Linked DNA regions of Mus musculus: region 1 is linked to region 2. The links are chromatin loops, found by intact Hi-C in ENCODE. Cell type or tissue: heart. All regions are shown on one strand.

Evidence for each region. Peaks named below come from ENCODE experiments on the same cell type or tissue, not always from the same donor. Only the 100,000 strongest peaks of a DNase experiment are listed, where the experiment ranks them.
Region 1: a loop joins it to region 2, with 2.5 times the contacts of the local background. A loop is called at or near these places in 5 of 42 quality-filtered maps.

What each region holds. Positions count from the first base shown.
Region 1 is chr10:53,624,856-53,632,855 of GRCm38, reverse strand. Mcm9 (minichromosome maintenance 9 homologous recombination repair factor) reads left to right here and starts at 2,899. Exons shown (of 13, transcript NM_027830.3): 1 at 2,899-3,132; 2 at 6,822-7,140. The coding sequence starts at 6,837. In heart, a CTCF peak has its summit at 3,462; DNase peaks (open chromatin) are centred at 2,715 and 3,375; H3K4me3 peaks cover 1,938 bases; H3K27ac peaks cover 1,074 bases.
Region 2 is chr10:54,072,938-54,080,937 of GRCm38, reverse strand. It overlaps Man1a (mannosidase 1, alpha), which reads left to right and starts at 5,201. Exons shown (of 13, transcript NM_008548.5): 1 at 5,201-5,412; 2 at 5,668-6,522. The coding sequence starts at 5,914. Gm16998 (predicted gene, 16998) reads right to left here and starts at 5,016. Exons shown (of 3, transcript NR_038016.1): 1 at 4,085-5,016; 2 at 2,535-2,715. In heart, CTCF peaks have their summits at 3,720 and 5,086; DNase peaks (open chromatin) are centred at 4,277, 5,127, 5,997, 6,277 and 1 weaker place; H3K4me3 peaks cover 4,036 bases; H3K27ac peaks cover 3,314 bases.

The DNA of each region.
Region 1 (8,000 bases), 450 kb after region 2:
CACACAAACGCCTGCTTGCCAGTTTTCATAGTAGCATGGTTTCTGTTGACATATAAGATGTCATATTTGGGGGGTTTTATCCACTTTTTATGAGTGCCTATGTCTATGTGCATGTATTTTGAGTGCACGTATATGCACATACATGAAGAGGCCTAAAGTTGACGTCAGGAATCATCATGCATCCCCCTTTTACAGAATTTATTTTACAGAAACCTAGAGTTCACTGAGGTGATGAGTCTTATTAGCTGATCTCCTTCCTCCACCTTCCAGGATTGAAATTGCAGGTGGACAACCCTGCCCTCCAAGCAATTATGTGAGTTCCTAAGACCCCAACTCTTCCAGACCTTACATTTGTGCAGCAAGTGCTTTAACCCAAGCCCTTTCTCCTGCCCCACATTTCACTTAAGCTTTAGTCCACCTTAGCCAAATACTTTGTAGTGACTCTAAGATCAGTAGACGTCTCCAAAAAAGTTAGTTATGTTAAGTCACTTTTGCCTGCTAATAAGTAGTTTCTGTGAACTCTGTCACCAAATAGATGAATGTGGCTCATCTGATGGCTGCAGTGCCATGCACGAGATTCAGGTCAGGGTAGCTATCAAAATGGGCTTGTCTTGGGACTCACTTAGAGACATAAAAAATAAAATAAAATAAAAAATAAGTCTCTTCATCCCAAAAGGGAAGGGACCAATAGACCAAAGATTCTACCAAGTCTAGCTTCCCAAATGTGTTTATTTGGAGTTGATCACATGAGGTGGGTAATGCAGGCGAAGCTTGTACCACAGAAAGTCCCATGCAAAAGCCATGGGGTATGGCTCAGTGTCAAGAGTACTTGGTGAACCTGAGTTCAAGCCTATGACTCCTTACAGGTTGTTCTCTGACTTGCCTAAGTTTGAATCCCAGGATCCACCACAATAAATAAATAAATAAATAAATAAATAAATAAATAAATAAATAAATAAATAAAATTCTATACTTTTTAAAAATGTATCACTCCAAGTCATTTTTAAAACCTCTTACCTACTTTTATGAGGATGGATAGGAGAGAGTGGTGACTGGGATGAGAAGTAAAGGTCTTCTGTGGGTCCTAAAACCCCTCTTCTCTCCAAGATGGAATGTTCACAACTCAGTTGTCATTACCATAGACCTGGCTATCAGTTTTATTGCCCGGCTCACTATAGGCCATGGTCTTCTGCAAGCTAATAGCTCTCTCTCTCTCTCTCCCTCTCTCTCTCTCTCTCTCTCTCTCTCTCTCTCTCTCTCTCGTGTGTGTGTGTGTGTGTGTGTGTGTGTATACACCTGTGTAAAGGCTATACTACAAGACTTAAGAGTGCTCTATTAGCCATTTATGGTGGTTCACACCCATAATCTTAAGAAGCAGAAGGACCGCAGACTGGAGGCTATTGTGAGCTACCTAACAAGACTGTGTCTCAAAAAAAATTTAATACTTCTACTCATTGTAGAGTCAAAAACGCAACCCTTACCTCAAAAGGAGAGAACAGTTTATCCTGGAACAAACTATGAGTGGCTATGGTCCAGTTTCTCCCCTTCCGTGGTCCAATGTACTAATAGTGCTCCAATGTGTGAAGTTTTTATAGGGACATAAAATCATTAAGATTGAACCAATGTATCATACAGGTGTACTGCTTAATTTCAAATGTCAACTTGCCTTAACCAAGAATTACCTCAGAAAAGAGATTTTTTTTTTTTTTGCTTGTTTGTTTTGTTTTGTTGAAATGTATCTGGCTGTCCTGGAACTCACTTTGTAGATCAGGCTGGCCTTAAACTCACTGAGATCAACCTGCCAGAATTAAAGGCCTTTGCCACCATGCCTAGCTGAGAAGGGAGTCTGAATTAAGGAACTGCCTGTATCAGATTGACCAGTAGGAATGTCTTTGAGACATTGTATCCTTAACTGATGTAAAAAGAGGGCCTGGCCCTAGGAAGTAACACCCTTAGGCTCTAATGTAGAAAGTCTTCAGGAACAATTTGAAGTTCAGAAAAACACTTATTAGTTGAGCTAGGGACATTTTGAGATCAGGGAACATGAACGGTGGCAGCACGTGCTGACATGACTCTCTTGCTGAAGCTGAGTTGGGGTCAAGATAATGAATTTCTTTTTTGTTTTTGTTTTTTCGAGACAGGGTTTCTCTGTGTAGCCCTGGCTGTCCTGGAACTCACTCTGTAGACCAGGCTGGCCTCGAACTCAGAAATCTGCCTGCCTCTGCCTCCCAAGTGCTGGGATTAAAGGCGTGCACCACCACGCCCGGCCAGATAATGAATTTTTTATATCCAATTTTGCCCTCAGCTGCCTGATTTGATTTAATAAAAATTGCTGATAGGTAGATGTGCAGTCAGAGGATTTAAAGTAGAAGTGACTTCACAAAACCGTAACACCACTTATAAAATTTAGCTCGAAATGGATCAGAGAACTACACGAAATGGAAAATATTGTGACGTGGAAGTAGGCAGATTCCTTAAATACATCGCCAACCCAAAAAAAAAAAAAAAACAAAAACAAAAAAAAAACAACAAAATCACTTGTGTTCTAAGATATCTGAAGGTGCAAACCAAAGTCGAGTCCCAGATCGCCCACATCCCGCCCTAATACGTCACCAGGGTTCCCCTTCTCTCCGCCCTAGTCTCCACCCCGCGTTCGCCCATCACCAATCCGCGGAATTCCTGCCAGCCTGAATTATCCACTTCACCCTAAACCCGCCCTCGAAGCCGGTGTCCCGCTCAAACCCCGCCCCATGCCTCCGAGACCCGCCCCTCAGACGTCTTGTCCGGCCCAAACCCCGCCTCCAGCTCCCCGAGTCCCGCCTCTCTCCCTGCTCCCGCCTCCCGCTCGCAGACTCCAGCGTCCGTCCTGGCGCGCGCCCGCCTGCGTCCGCACCCGGAAGAAGCCCCAGCGGCCGGAAAGTTGAGGCAGTGCGCGGCTCGGGGTCCGCGGGAAGCTCAAGTCCTTCAGAGGCCGAGCGAGAGCAGCGCGAAGAAGCCTGCGCGCCCCCGCGCAAGGCGGCCCCCTCGAGCGGCCGCGCGCACGCCCCGCCCCCTCCAACGCCGCGCGGGTCGGGCTGGGGCGACCACGGCCGCAGCGCGGTCCCGGCGACCAAGACAGTGCGTGTTGAGCCCGTAAGTGACCACCGCAGCGTGAGGTCCCGGGGGATCGTTTCCCTCCCGTGGTTAGCGTCAGGTCTCGTCCGCATCCTTTAATTTCTAAACTCCCCGCAGGGCTGGGAGGCCACAGCCAACCACCTGTGGATTAGAAGCGAATTTCCAAATGCTTTCCAAAGCATCCCTCCGCTAGGCTCTCGCTCGCCAGGCGGCCTGGAGGCGCGCAATGAGCGCGCACCCGCGAATGGCGCGCAACGCGGGATTGAGACGCGCGGGGCGTGGCCACAGCTCCCGAGGGGCGGGGCTACGCGAGCCTAGGTGAGGGACAAGGCTCTATCCCCAAACTGCTCTTTTTGGCGCCACCTTGCAGTGGATAGTATGAAATAAAGCAAAGCCATTTTATTTGTTTGGATGCCAGAGGCAAGAGGAGAGAGAATTTGATAGTTGTACAACCATCGTCCCCCCTCCCCTAGACAGTAAATGGCTTAAGTTTGTAACGGGATGCCTGAGTTTATAGGTTGATAAACTTGTCTAATTGCACGGATGTTGGAAAAAAAAAAAAAGAAGAAGAAAGCTGTGTTTAAAAAATATCGGTCTGTTTAACACTGTAATTTACCGGTTTAACTAGGCAAACATTTAACCTGCCCCTGTTAGGAACTTAAAATTCTTTGCCCGCCCTCTTTCTGCGCTGTTGGAGTTGGGTATGTTGTTAATTGTTGTTTCGGATTTCTGCTCTACATTCACTTTGTATTTGTAAAATCGTAAAGATATTCCTTTGGTCACTCTTGAGGGTAGTGCTGTGATTTTTTTTTCCCAGCTAAGATCCACATCATGAAATACTATGATCCCTTTCCCAAATAATCTCTTTTTTTACTCTTGGCTGATTGATTATGCTATTACCTAACCAAAACCAAGTCGCTTAGTATTTTAGTGTTGGCTTACTTTGACTGATTCTCTGAAAAATACTCTCTTAATCTCATACCAGCCTCCTGTACTTGTCAGTGTTCTTGGCTTAAGTGTGATGCAACTTTATACTTTATACCTCCCAGCTGAGCAGGTGTTCAGAGAGGGCAGAATCAGTAGCCAGTGTGATCCACCTCAGGGATGCCAAACTGAACTTTAACTGAACTATATCTAGTCTTCTTTAGTCATAGTATTTATAGAGGATGATATATGTTACATAAATAAAATAAGTCCAATATAAACCACACCTTTGCTAAGGTGCTTAGAGCTAGTATGGAATCTCCAGGGCAGTTCATGGTTTCTTCTCTGGTACTTGTCAGCTCATTTAAATTGAAAATCAATCAATCAATCTCTGTGTGTGTGTGTGTGTGTGTGTGTGTGTGCGCGCGCGCACACGTGTGTGTGTGTGTGTGTGTGCGCGCGCACGTGCACACGTGCACCTGAATGTTCTGTGCAGCACATGTGTTGCCATCAGAGTCCAGGGGCATCAGATCCCCTGGAACTAGAGTTACGTGCAACTGTGAGCCCTTCCTATCATGGTGATGGGATCCAAATCCAGGTCCCCTAGAAGAGCAGCACGTGCTCTCAGCCTGTGCTGTCTGTCCAGAACCACCTTCTCACTCTTACTCACGTTACCTTCTTAGTCCTTCTGGAATGGTTTGCTTTAGATCGTCACTTGGGTCTCCGAGGGCCTGGTACCTTTTACTGTGCTTTTTCTTTCATTTGTGAGGATACTGGCTTGTGCATGGTAGACATTAGGAAGTGCATATAGAATCAGGTGTAGGATTTGTGATATGACAGTACATATGAACATGAGATAGGCTCCCTATGTTTGTAAATACACATTTGAGAAAGAAAGACTTGCTCAGAGAGTCAAATAGGTGAAGTAGAGTATATATAATATTTCTTTGCAGTCTTATTGTCCGAAACGTAATGCTCCCATCTTTTTTTGCCTAGCTTTTCTCCACCTGTAACAACTGCTCTTGTTGAAGCCCGTCATTCCCCTATGCTAACAAGAGAAAGCAGGAAACAAACTTACTACAGTGTATAATCCTAAATCAAGTCACTAGTCATGTTAGAACTATCAATCTGATTAACGGTATGCTTTGTTTATGAAGCTGTGTGTGTGTGTGTGTGTGTGTGTGTGTGTGTGTGTGTGTGTGTGTGATGATACATGACTGTAATCCCAGCACTTGGAAAACAGAGGCAGGAGAATTACTGCAAACTCAAATCCAGCCTGGGCTACATAATAAGTTCTAAGTTAGCCTGCCCAGCAGAGATGGCCTCAAAAAAATCCACTAAAGGCAGGGATGAGGGAGGGGAGGCCCAGAACTTCCTCCAGATTGCATATTAATTATAATATGTTAATAAAGGGCTAGCAAGGAGAAAGATTGGGGAAAACATGAGGAATACTTTGTGCTGTTTAATACGTTGCACTAGCAACCAATTTCACGAATTAACATTAACTTCACTATTTTTCTGTTTGTTTTTAAGAAAACACTTTTACAGTCAGGGTCTGTAATAAGCTTGTATACATTAAGTCATGAATTCCCAGGGAACAGGGACCACCAGCACAGGCTCCCTGCCAGACCTCACACAGCATGCTTCTCTGCGTGCGTGCCTGCAATGGGCTGGTGCTCACCCTGAATGGCTCTCTCAATGGCCCCCTGGCTCTTCGAGTGCTCGGGATCTTCAGAATGCCCATGAATCCTGGAAAGAACCTTACCTGTAATCTGTGCGTTTACAGCAATGCCATCAGCATGCTGACACTGCAATCTCTCCCTGTGTCTCCCTGCAATCTGTGATGATTACGGGACATTCTTTGGAGCAGCACCCAGTCCTTTGATGTCTACAACCTGTCCTGTAGATTTGCATGTATATGGCCAACAAAACTCCTCTATGTTTTCTAAAAGGCTTGGAGAACACAGAACAGAAACTCTCCTCTTTAAAATTTATCATTTTCTGGAATTAAGATGGCTGTTGCATCAGGAAGAACCTCTTGATTTTTTTCTTTTTATTTTATTTGTGCTCACACAAATAGATGTGTGTGTGTGTGTGTGTGAGAGAGAGAGAGAGAGAGAGAGAGAGAGAGAGAGAATGAGAATATGGATGCATGTATACTATAACATCTGTGTGGATGTCAGAAGAAACTTTAGGGCATTGATTTTTACCTGCCACTTTGAGACATGGGCTCTCTTGTTTCTGTAGCTGCACTGTATAGTCTAGAATAGTTGGCAGCTTGAGCTACTGGGTCCGATTCCCATCTCTACCACCCATCTCTCAGTGGAATTGCATATGTGCTATGTGCTACTGTCCAGCTGGTCCCAGGCACCCGGACTTGGGTCGTCAGGCTTGTGCTGCCAACACTGAGCCTCCCCCGTGGCCTCAACTTCACTGATTTTGACTTTTCAAGACAGGGTTTCTCTGCATAGCCCTGGCTGTCCTAGAACTGTCTTTGTAGAAACAGGGTAGCCTAGAACTCAGCAAGCTCCACCTGCCTCTGCCTCCTGAGTGCTGGAATTGGCAGGCGTGCATCACCTTGGCCTAGCAACTTCACTGAATTTTAAAGCACATTTTACATAACTACAATAGATAATTCATCTATAGGTAATATTGAATTCAGATATTTTATGAGTACTGTGTGACCTAAAGCTGGGATGGTTTGTAAGCAAAGGATGATTTTGGTAAATTGTGTGCAAAGCTTGAACAGCAAAGGTATAATACTGTCTTTTCTTTCTTTTTAGTACCCACCCTTCAAGATGAATAGTGAGCAGGTCACCCTGGTGGGTCAGGTGTTTGAGTCCTATGTTTCAGAGTACCATAAGAACGATATTCTTCTGATCCTGAAAGAAAGAGATGAAGATGCTCACTACCCGGTTGTGGTTAATGCTATGAGCCTTTTCGAGACCAACATGGAAATTGGGGACTATTTCACCGTGTTCCCCAATGAAGTACTAACAGTTTTTGACAGTGCACTTCGAAGGTCAGCCTTGGCAATTCTGCAGTCCCTTCCTGAGACGGAGGGGTTATCCATGAAGCAGAATCTTCATGCCAGGATATCAGGTAAGGCATAAGAGTATGTTGTTGGCGTGTAGTGTTCTGGGAAGACTTAGATAAATTGAAACACATATGGGACTCAGAGCACTAAGAAATAATTGTCATTCTGAGGCTCAGCAGGTAAATGTGCTTGCTGCCAAGGTTGATAGCCTGAGTTTGATCTTTTATAGAGAGAACTGAGCCCTAACAGTTGTCCCCTCACCTCCACATGCACACTATCACAGGTGTCTGTGCGCGCATGCGCGCGCGCACACACACACACACACACACACACACAAAATACATCTAAAAGGAATTTAAAAAAAATAATTGATGTTTATATTTAAAGTACATATCTTCTATATGACAAATAATAATAATTGTCTTCTGGGCATAGGATCTGGGCACAGGATACTTGCCATGCCAACCTCAGGGAGGGAGGAAATATGAAGACATCGGTGTACTACAACATAAAATTGTAATCTACAACAGCTTTGTATGACTAGTAACAATAAAATATTGATAATGTATGAATTAGAGAAGATCCTGCCCCACCCCCACCCCCGTGACCTTCAGAACTATTTTACAAGATCACAGTGAGGGGTGTGCTGCTCAGCTACCAGGAACTTGGTACATGCTTGTTGATGCGCGTGTGTGCGCACTGGCATGGGTATGTTTCTGCATGTGGGTGTGAATGTGTGAGAGGCCAGGCCTCCATGCCTTACCACCCCAGCTTTTTAGATAGTACAAAGATTTTGGTTGCAAATTGTCACTTTTGCTTAGTGTTGTGTTGCCTTTGTCTTTTTATTATAAAATTCCAGCAACATAGTATGAAAGAGAAATCTTTTTTTTGTTGTTTTTTGGGGGGGGCGGGGGTTGGTTGGTTT
Region 2 (8,000 bases):
TTTTTCAAGAAAAACTATTTTAAAATATTTATAATGTATTCAAAACTAAGAAAGGAAAAATGATCTTTCCCTATTCTTGGAGAGAGATTTGCTCTTTGTTTCACTCTGTTGAAATAGTATCTTCTCAAGCCATAAATGTATCTTCTCACGTCCTTAATGGCTACTGTTAACATCCCCTATGAAGATTTTTCTGCCCAGAACCCATGGCTTCAGATTCTTCAAGCACTGTCATGAATGTCATTTTGCTCATTTTGAGACTTTGCTATCACTCACACTTTCTCAAGGTTTGGGGTGCCTTAGTATTGATCCTGCCTATACAAAGAGAGAAGGGATGCCACATAGCCCTCTCCGGGGCACGGCTGGATGGAGGTGCCAATGTATCCCTTCCTGGGGTGGAAGTTATTTCAGGATATGTATTATAGGACACATCCGTAATGTCTTTCCTTCTCCCTCCTTTAGGATCATTCTTTTGAGAATCTGACAGATTCCTGTCTTTTTCCAGGCCTAGCATTTAATTCTCTTACAAGGGAAAGGGAGAAATTTATTTAAACTTCTTCAGTGCCTACTATGCCAGACATCACTTCAAACATTTTGCTTGAAATCCACAACAATGCTGCAGATATAGTACAAGAGCTACAGAACACAGGCAACTCATGTGCCATGGTCACAAAACCAAGGGTATACAATGTCTTCAATAATAAATTTCTTGTTCAATCCCTTGCCCAGGTACTCTACAGGCTTATTTTATTCAGGCTCTTGGTTAATCTCATGGAAACTACATCTGAGAACTTCCATACACCATTCTCATCCTGAAACTTGAGAACTTTCTCTGAGACTATCATCACTTTTCTTCTTTAAAGGCACTTTGGCTTCAAGCTCCAATGTTCAAACTGAATGAAAACTTATAATGCTACATTGACTACTGGCATTGTAATAGTATCTTCCTCCAACACTTTTGTAGACTTCTGTAGAGCCCCACACTTTCATAGAGGATACTGGCAAGCCAAAGCACTATTTACAACTTCCTTTCTACAGAGAATTCCATGGGAAGTTCCTCAAAGCCAGTTGACAAATATTTCTGCTATAGGATGTTTTAAAATTGGGGATTCTGATATCTCTAAGTAACTGCTAAAACAAAAATAGATGTCTTAACTTGGTCCCGCAGAGTCAAGGTGGGCATAAGGATTCAACCCTGTATAGCTAGCTACTCCTTCCTTTCTTATTTGTAAGGGTAACGGGATTTCTATAACAGTATTCTACTACTTTAGCCATCCAAGGTAAATATAGGGGAAGAAAAAACAAAAACTCGGCATTATAAATAGACTATGCCCTCCAATTTAAGTACCAATATTACTGATAGTTCCCTTTAAGTCTTTAATTAATTGTTTTGTGAAAGTTAATATAAAATTCAGGATTGTCCATTGAAGTATTGAAATGTCAAGATTGACATTCACAATAAACTATTTTCTTCAGATTACATTTTACTTTTAAAATGAAAACTCAAGAGCCATTCTGACCTGGATTTGAAGTAAATTAGAAACTCTATGAATCAGGGATGTAACTTGTTAAAAATATTCAGTACTTGTTATCTATATCAAATCTACTTATTCATTGAGATATATTTTAGTTTTGAATCCAAAAAAAATTAGTATCTTTAAAAAAATCTTTCATAGAATTATCACTTGAGGATTGAAGAAAATACCCAAGAAAGCTTTTAGTGCTTTCATTTTTAAAAATGCACTGCTTTTTTTGTTTGTTTGTTTGGTTGGTTTGTTTGGTTTGTTTGGTTTGGTTTGGCTTGGTTTGGCTTGGTTTGGTTTGGTTTGGTTTGGTTTGATTTGGTTTTTTGAGACAGGGTTTCTCTGTATAGCCCTGGCTATCCTGGAACTCATTTTGTAGACCAGGCTGGCCTTGAACTCAGAAATCTGCCTGCCTCTGCCTCCTGAGTGCTGGGATTAAAGGTGTGTGCCACCACTGCCCTGCCTTTTTTTTTCTTTTTTAAAGATTTTATTTATTATATGTAAGTACGCTGTAGTTGTCTTCAGATTTCATTATAGTAGGTTTTGAGCCACCATGTGGTTGCTCCGATTTGAACTCAGGACCTCCAGAAGAGCAGTCAGTGCTCTTAACCACTGAGTCATCTCACCACCCTCCATGCACTGCTTTTTACAACACTATTAACTTGCTAAAATATTGCCAGTTTTCCTTGAGTTGTGCTTACAATTATGGTACTATAAATGCTAAATCTACCTTTCGTTCATTTATTTTTGGAAAAAAAAAAAACAACTCTGAAATTCAAGTAGCCATATTAACCAGAGAATGCTTTGACTATTCTTAAAATTTCAAAACATAAGTATCTACAAATTGTTAAAGAAAGACACTGAGATAAAAGTACTGAAAGAGAGATAAAGTGAGAATTCACTTATAGGTAAGTGGCAAACAGGACAAGAGAGCTTTACATCAGAAGGACTAGCTGAGAGAGAGAGAGAGAGAGAGAGAGAGAGACAGACAGACAGATAGACAGACAGACAGACCAAGTTTATGCTAGCCCATTCACAATGAGTAAACAGTAGTCCTGTCAAAACCGCTGGGTTCACAAAGATCAAGGCATTCCTTCAGGTAGGTAAGCTGCAGTCTTCACTCAAGAGACAGAATAAAGATTCATGGCTTGAGAAACTGGAAGTAGTCTCATTCATTTCCCATCTCCATGTTTTTCTGAGAGAGAAGATAAAGAGCTCTAAGCACTGAGATCAAGACACCGTGGCAGCCCGCTATAGCATGCTCATTCTTACCTGCTGTCTGTCCTCCCTGCTTTCCATACATACATGGGGCCTTGGGTGGCTATATAAAGAGATTTGCAAGGCAGATTTCATTAGCATATGCCTTAAAATAACTCCACTGTGAGTCTGTTTCAAACCTTCTGTAGCCCGAGTATGGGCATTTCTCAACACGTTCTCAACCTGCTTCACACAGATGGGCATCCTTGAATGTGGACTTATATTCCATCACACAGGCTAACTCTTTGTTAAGTAGATTATCAAAACCAAACTTTAATTACAATAAACCTACATCTAATGATAAACTGGGGGTGGGGTGGGATGGGGGAATCTTAAAGTAAGTGTCACAAAAGTGAACCAAAATAAAAAGAACAGTCCCCTTAAAAGTTTAGAAATAATATATATAAATAAAATTTAAATTTCGATGTGCTAAATTTTTAATGCATCCACTATAGGAAGTATCCTAAATTCCCAGATTGATTTGGAGTCAAGATTAAGGAGTTTAGAAACAGAATTAGTTAAGACTTCTCTGTCATATCCTTGTATATGTACTTAAAGGTTGATTTTATTACTTTCTGGAATACATATACCAAATTAAATCAAAGTTCATAGGTATTCCTGTCTCTTTAAAATTAATCCCATTTTTAAAACATAGTTGGAAAAATAATGGCAGCACAATTACCATCACCAAATGACCAGAAAGAAAGCAACTGGCTTCCTCAGGAGTTAGCCCCTGTTTCTAGGGATCTGTCTTCCTTTCTGTGAGGTAGCTGTTTCAAGGGTCTCATTGAGATAAACACTATTATTTCAGTCATTAGGTTTTCAACCTAAGCACAACCTACAAATGTACTTTGAAAGAAATTTACCTTTTCGTCATTAAAAGAAAACATTATTGCTTTCATTTTTAGAGCTAAATCTATTACCCTGCTTGGATATGCTGCACTCTTCTGGGCATAGAATTTCATAGCAAGTATCAAAATAATCAAGCTATGAAGTCACATTTATCAAGCCATAATTTCTTATTAACCAGAACTTCTGACTATGTTACTGGCTCATTTTGCACAAACCCAATACACAACAAACAGTGATGGCTAAAAATGATAATTAACATTTAAACGAAAACGACCTTAGGATTTCTGCCTTGGCTTTTTTACTTTATGCACACAGCACAACACCTGGAAACAACTGTGCTGTGGGCACTCTCCTGGAAGTTGCCAGCTGTTTTCCTCTGGTTTAAGACAAGTAAAGGGCACACTTTAAAATCATGTTTCCGGAGAAGGTTGAGGGTAAACAGAGCTGCTACAAACCAGCTTTCAGGAGTGGGAAGTCAGTCAAATTTCCCTCTGGTAACTGTTTCTTTGTGGAGCAACAGGGGATTCATAACACAGTTTGGGAAATGTTTTCTTGTCTCTTCACCCTGAGGCAGGGGGTTCCCAGCCAGGTCAAAATGTAGATCTATGCAATATCAGCAGGGCATTCCAATGGATGTCATGGGAGGTGGAGCCAGTTTCCATGACATTCCATGAGACTGAATACTGCAAGGCTGTGTTGAAAACAATCTCTGTTGGACCAAGTCTTGCCTTCGCTGGGAGTTGTCGCATCCAAGACTTAATTTCAACAGGGTTCAATTTATTGCTTGGAGCTCTGGCAGCATAAAACTGTCTTCTTTGAATGGAAAATTTGACCAACTGCGATGAGGTAAATGAATTTCGAAAGTGGGGGGGGTGTGGGGGAGTGTGGGGGAGTCATACAACTTTTGTTGTTGTTGTTGTTTATTGTAAGGGGAAGAGGGTGTATACTTAGAGCCCCAAGCAGTCCCCAAACCCCAAGTCGCCTAGGATGTAAAAGGCTCTTAACGAGGTAGAGTAGAGAGCTCAAAAGCTTTGTGGAGGAGCCTGGAGACTTTGGATTTGAGAGTTATTGGGCACCGGGGAATCCCTGTCTTGGGTAATAAGGGGTGGCTGGAGAAAAGCCTTCAAAACCACTTCAAAACCACGGCTTGCCCCCGCAATCCCCTGCATGCTCTTCGGGATCGCCAATTTCGAGTACTGGGGCAAGCTGTCGCTACCATATTAGTAGTGGTCACTCGGGGATCCACTACCTTTGGGGCTTCGGCTTGAATAGGTTTTGGGCGGAATAAGCTCGGACCAACTCCGGCTCTGGTCCTCCGGGCGAGTCTTAACACGGCTCCCGGGCGCAGTTCCAGTCCTCGGGAGCCCAGGGGAGCCGCGACCTCCCCGCCTCTGCCGGGTCCCGGAGAGGCAGCGCTTCCCGTAAACTCCCCGCCCCGTGCGGCCCCCTCCCCGCCTCGGCTCCACCCCCGCGGGACCCTGGGAGGCGTAAGATTGGCCCGGACGCGCTGTCACTCTCCGGACGCGTCACCGCCCTCGTTTCCGACCGCTCGGGAGACCGGCAGTGCTATTAGTGCACGGCGGGGCCGCGACGGAGGGCAGTACGGTGCCTGGTTCGCTGGCTCACGCCGGCAGGTCGGTGCGCTCGCTCACCTGAGCCGTGTCCCGGGGCCTCAGAGCCACCCGGCTGTACGCGTGCTACCACCCGCCGGGAAGCGCTCGGAGATGGGCAGCTGGAGAAGTTGACGAACCCCCTACGCACGCGGCGCCCTTGCTGCCCAGAGGTGCGCCGCCCTTGCCACCGAGGTGCCCGCTGTGCTGACCCAGATGTCGCGGGACACCCTGCCTCCGCGGCTGGAAAACTTCACCCCAAGTCCAAAGTGGGCTCTGAGGGTGGTGCCCGCGGCTGGACCCCGGGGTTGCCTGCCGGGATACGGTCCTGCGGATCCCGGGTCCAGGGGAGGGCGGAGACCCCACTGGAAACTTTCTCAGCACCTTCCTAACCACTGCGCTTTTACTGTCTCCTCTCCCCCCAACAGGGGCTGCAGCCAGCGGTTTGCCGCGCGTGCCTGTTTGCCAAAGGAGCCGCCCCGGCGAGGATCGCCGGAGGGGAGCCGCTTCAAGCGGGGAGACCCGCAGCCCAGACACGCGCTCTGGGCGGCCTGGATGCGCAAGAGCCGGCCCCGCAGCCGCTGACAGCCGGCGGCAGCGAAGTTTGGCTGCTGAGCGGCTCGGCGCCGGGCCCCTGGACAGACTGTCAGCCGGCGGCTACAACCTCCGGAGCGATGCCCGTGGGGGGCCTGTTGCCGCTCTTCAGTAGCCCTGGGGGCGGCGGCCTGGGCAGTGGCCTGGGCGGGGGGCTTGGCGGCGGGAGGAAGGGGTCTGGCCCCGCTGCCTTCCGCCTCACCGAGAAGTTCGTGCTGCTGCTGGTGTTCAGCGCCTTCATCACGCTCTGCTTCGGGGCAATCTTCTTCCTGCCTGACTCCTCCAAGCTGCTCAGCGGGGTCCTGTTCCACTCCAACCCTGCCTTGCAGCCGCCGGCGGAGCACAAGCCCGGGCTCGGGGCGCGTGCGGAGGATGCCGCCGAGGGGAGAGTCCGGCACCGCGAGGAAGGCGCGCCTGGGGACCCTGGAGCTGGACTGGAAGACAACTTAGCCAGGATCCGCGAAAACCACGAGCGGGCTCTCAGGGAAGCCAAGGAGACCCTGCAGAAGCTGCCGGAGGAGATCCAAAGAGACATTCTGCTGGAGAAGGAAAAGGTGGCCCAGGACCAGCTGCGTGACAAGGATCTGTTTAGGGGCTTGCCCAAGGTGGACTTCCTGCCCCCCGTCGGGGTAGAGAACCGGGAGCCCGCTGACGCCACCATCCGTGAGAAGAGGGCAAAGATCAAAGAGGTGAGTAAAGCCTGCCTGAAATCCCACTCACGCTGCTGTTTTCTGGGAGGTTTGATAAACGATTGGAACTTAGGACTTCACCTTTATCATGCAAAGGCGAGGGAAGTCATCGCTTCCACCACCGTGCCAAAGGCTACACGTTTTTCCTTTTACTACCTCAGGATAAGTGACCAGTGAGGATCTGGGGCTGAATCCCATTGAACTTGCATGCTTTGGTGAGCTTAAGCTATAAGAGGCAGGGGTGAGTGAATACACTGGGCACAGGAGATAGCTGCCTCCTCCTTGCTGGCTGCAGTTAGTCTACCCTGCAGTCATTGTGCAGGTACTGAGCAGCTGTCCCCTTTAGAGAGGCTTGCAGGTGGTTTGAAATTGAAGCTGACTGTAAACACAGGGCATCAATCACACATGAGACACAGGTTATAACAGTGAGCCAACGCACGCCCCTTGTTCAGTCATGTGGCCCTCCCTGCCAGGTGTGTGTGTGTGTAACAGGCTGTAAACTTGAAACCTGAGACCTTGCGTCATGGGCCACATACTGTCTTTTACTGATTTAAAACATCACACGCACACACGCACACGCAGACACACACACACACACACACACACACACACACACACACAGATCTACTGTTTTCTGTGTTTCTAGAACATTGTCAGAAAGAAGGGGGTGTTCTCTGTGATGCAACAGGTCAGCCTGCCACAGCAGCTCAGTGACAAAGTTAATCTAGAGCAAACATGGACTTTGGTAAATCCTGTGTAATTTCTTTCTGGTTATTTTTACTCGCAACATGTGATTGGTTTCTGCAAGCTTAAAGGCGAAGGAACCCTAGAAAATCCTTTCAGTCTGTCATTTCAAAGGTGAAACTGAGGAATGACAGCTCAAGAAGCCATTGATGACCAAATTGAGACCTGAACGAAGGAGCTGCAGCTTCCCAGTTACCAGACTCTGGGGACATGTGTCCTTCCAGGCTGCTTTCTCTGTGTTTTCCTGGGAATCCAGTCCCGAGGAACTATGGAAAAGCATAGCATCCCAACTCTGGGTCCATCCTCTACATTATCAATGGATGTAGTATTTTTGTGAAGACATTGTTTTGCTATGGGATCCATTATCAGGAAACGGTCGTGATAGCATTGTAAGGGAGTAAACAGAACGTGGAGGCTGCAGAGACTGAAAGTGGCTACGGGATAGAGGGGTAGAGGCAGGTTGGTTGCCATAGGAGGTGAGTGAGACCAGATGAGATCAGGTAAGGTGTCACTGAGCAAGTTCAAGTGGACATGGGTTCCTCTCAGTCTCCTCTGAGATGAGCCTTTAACCCTCCAGGCTCATGGCTCTGTTTGATCATCCAGCATGCTTTCTGCTTTGCAGAGACACAGTAGAGGGACGGCTTCTGCTATCCTGGGTTGCTTTCTCTGACAGCTTTTCCTCTGTGAAATGCCAACAGTCCTACCCTTCTGAGAGAATGGGACACATTTCTGCT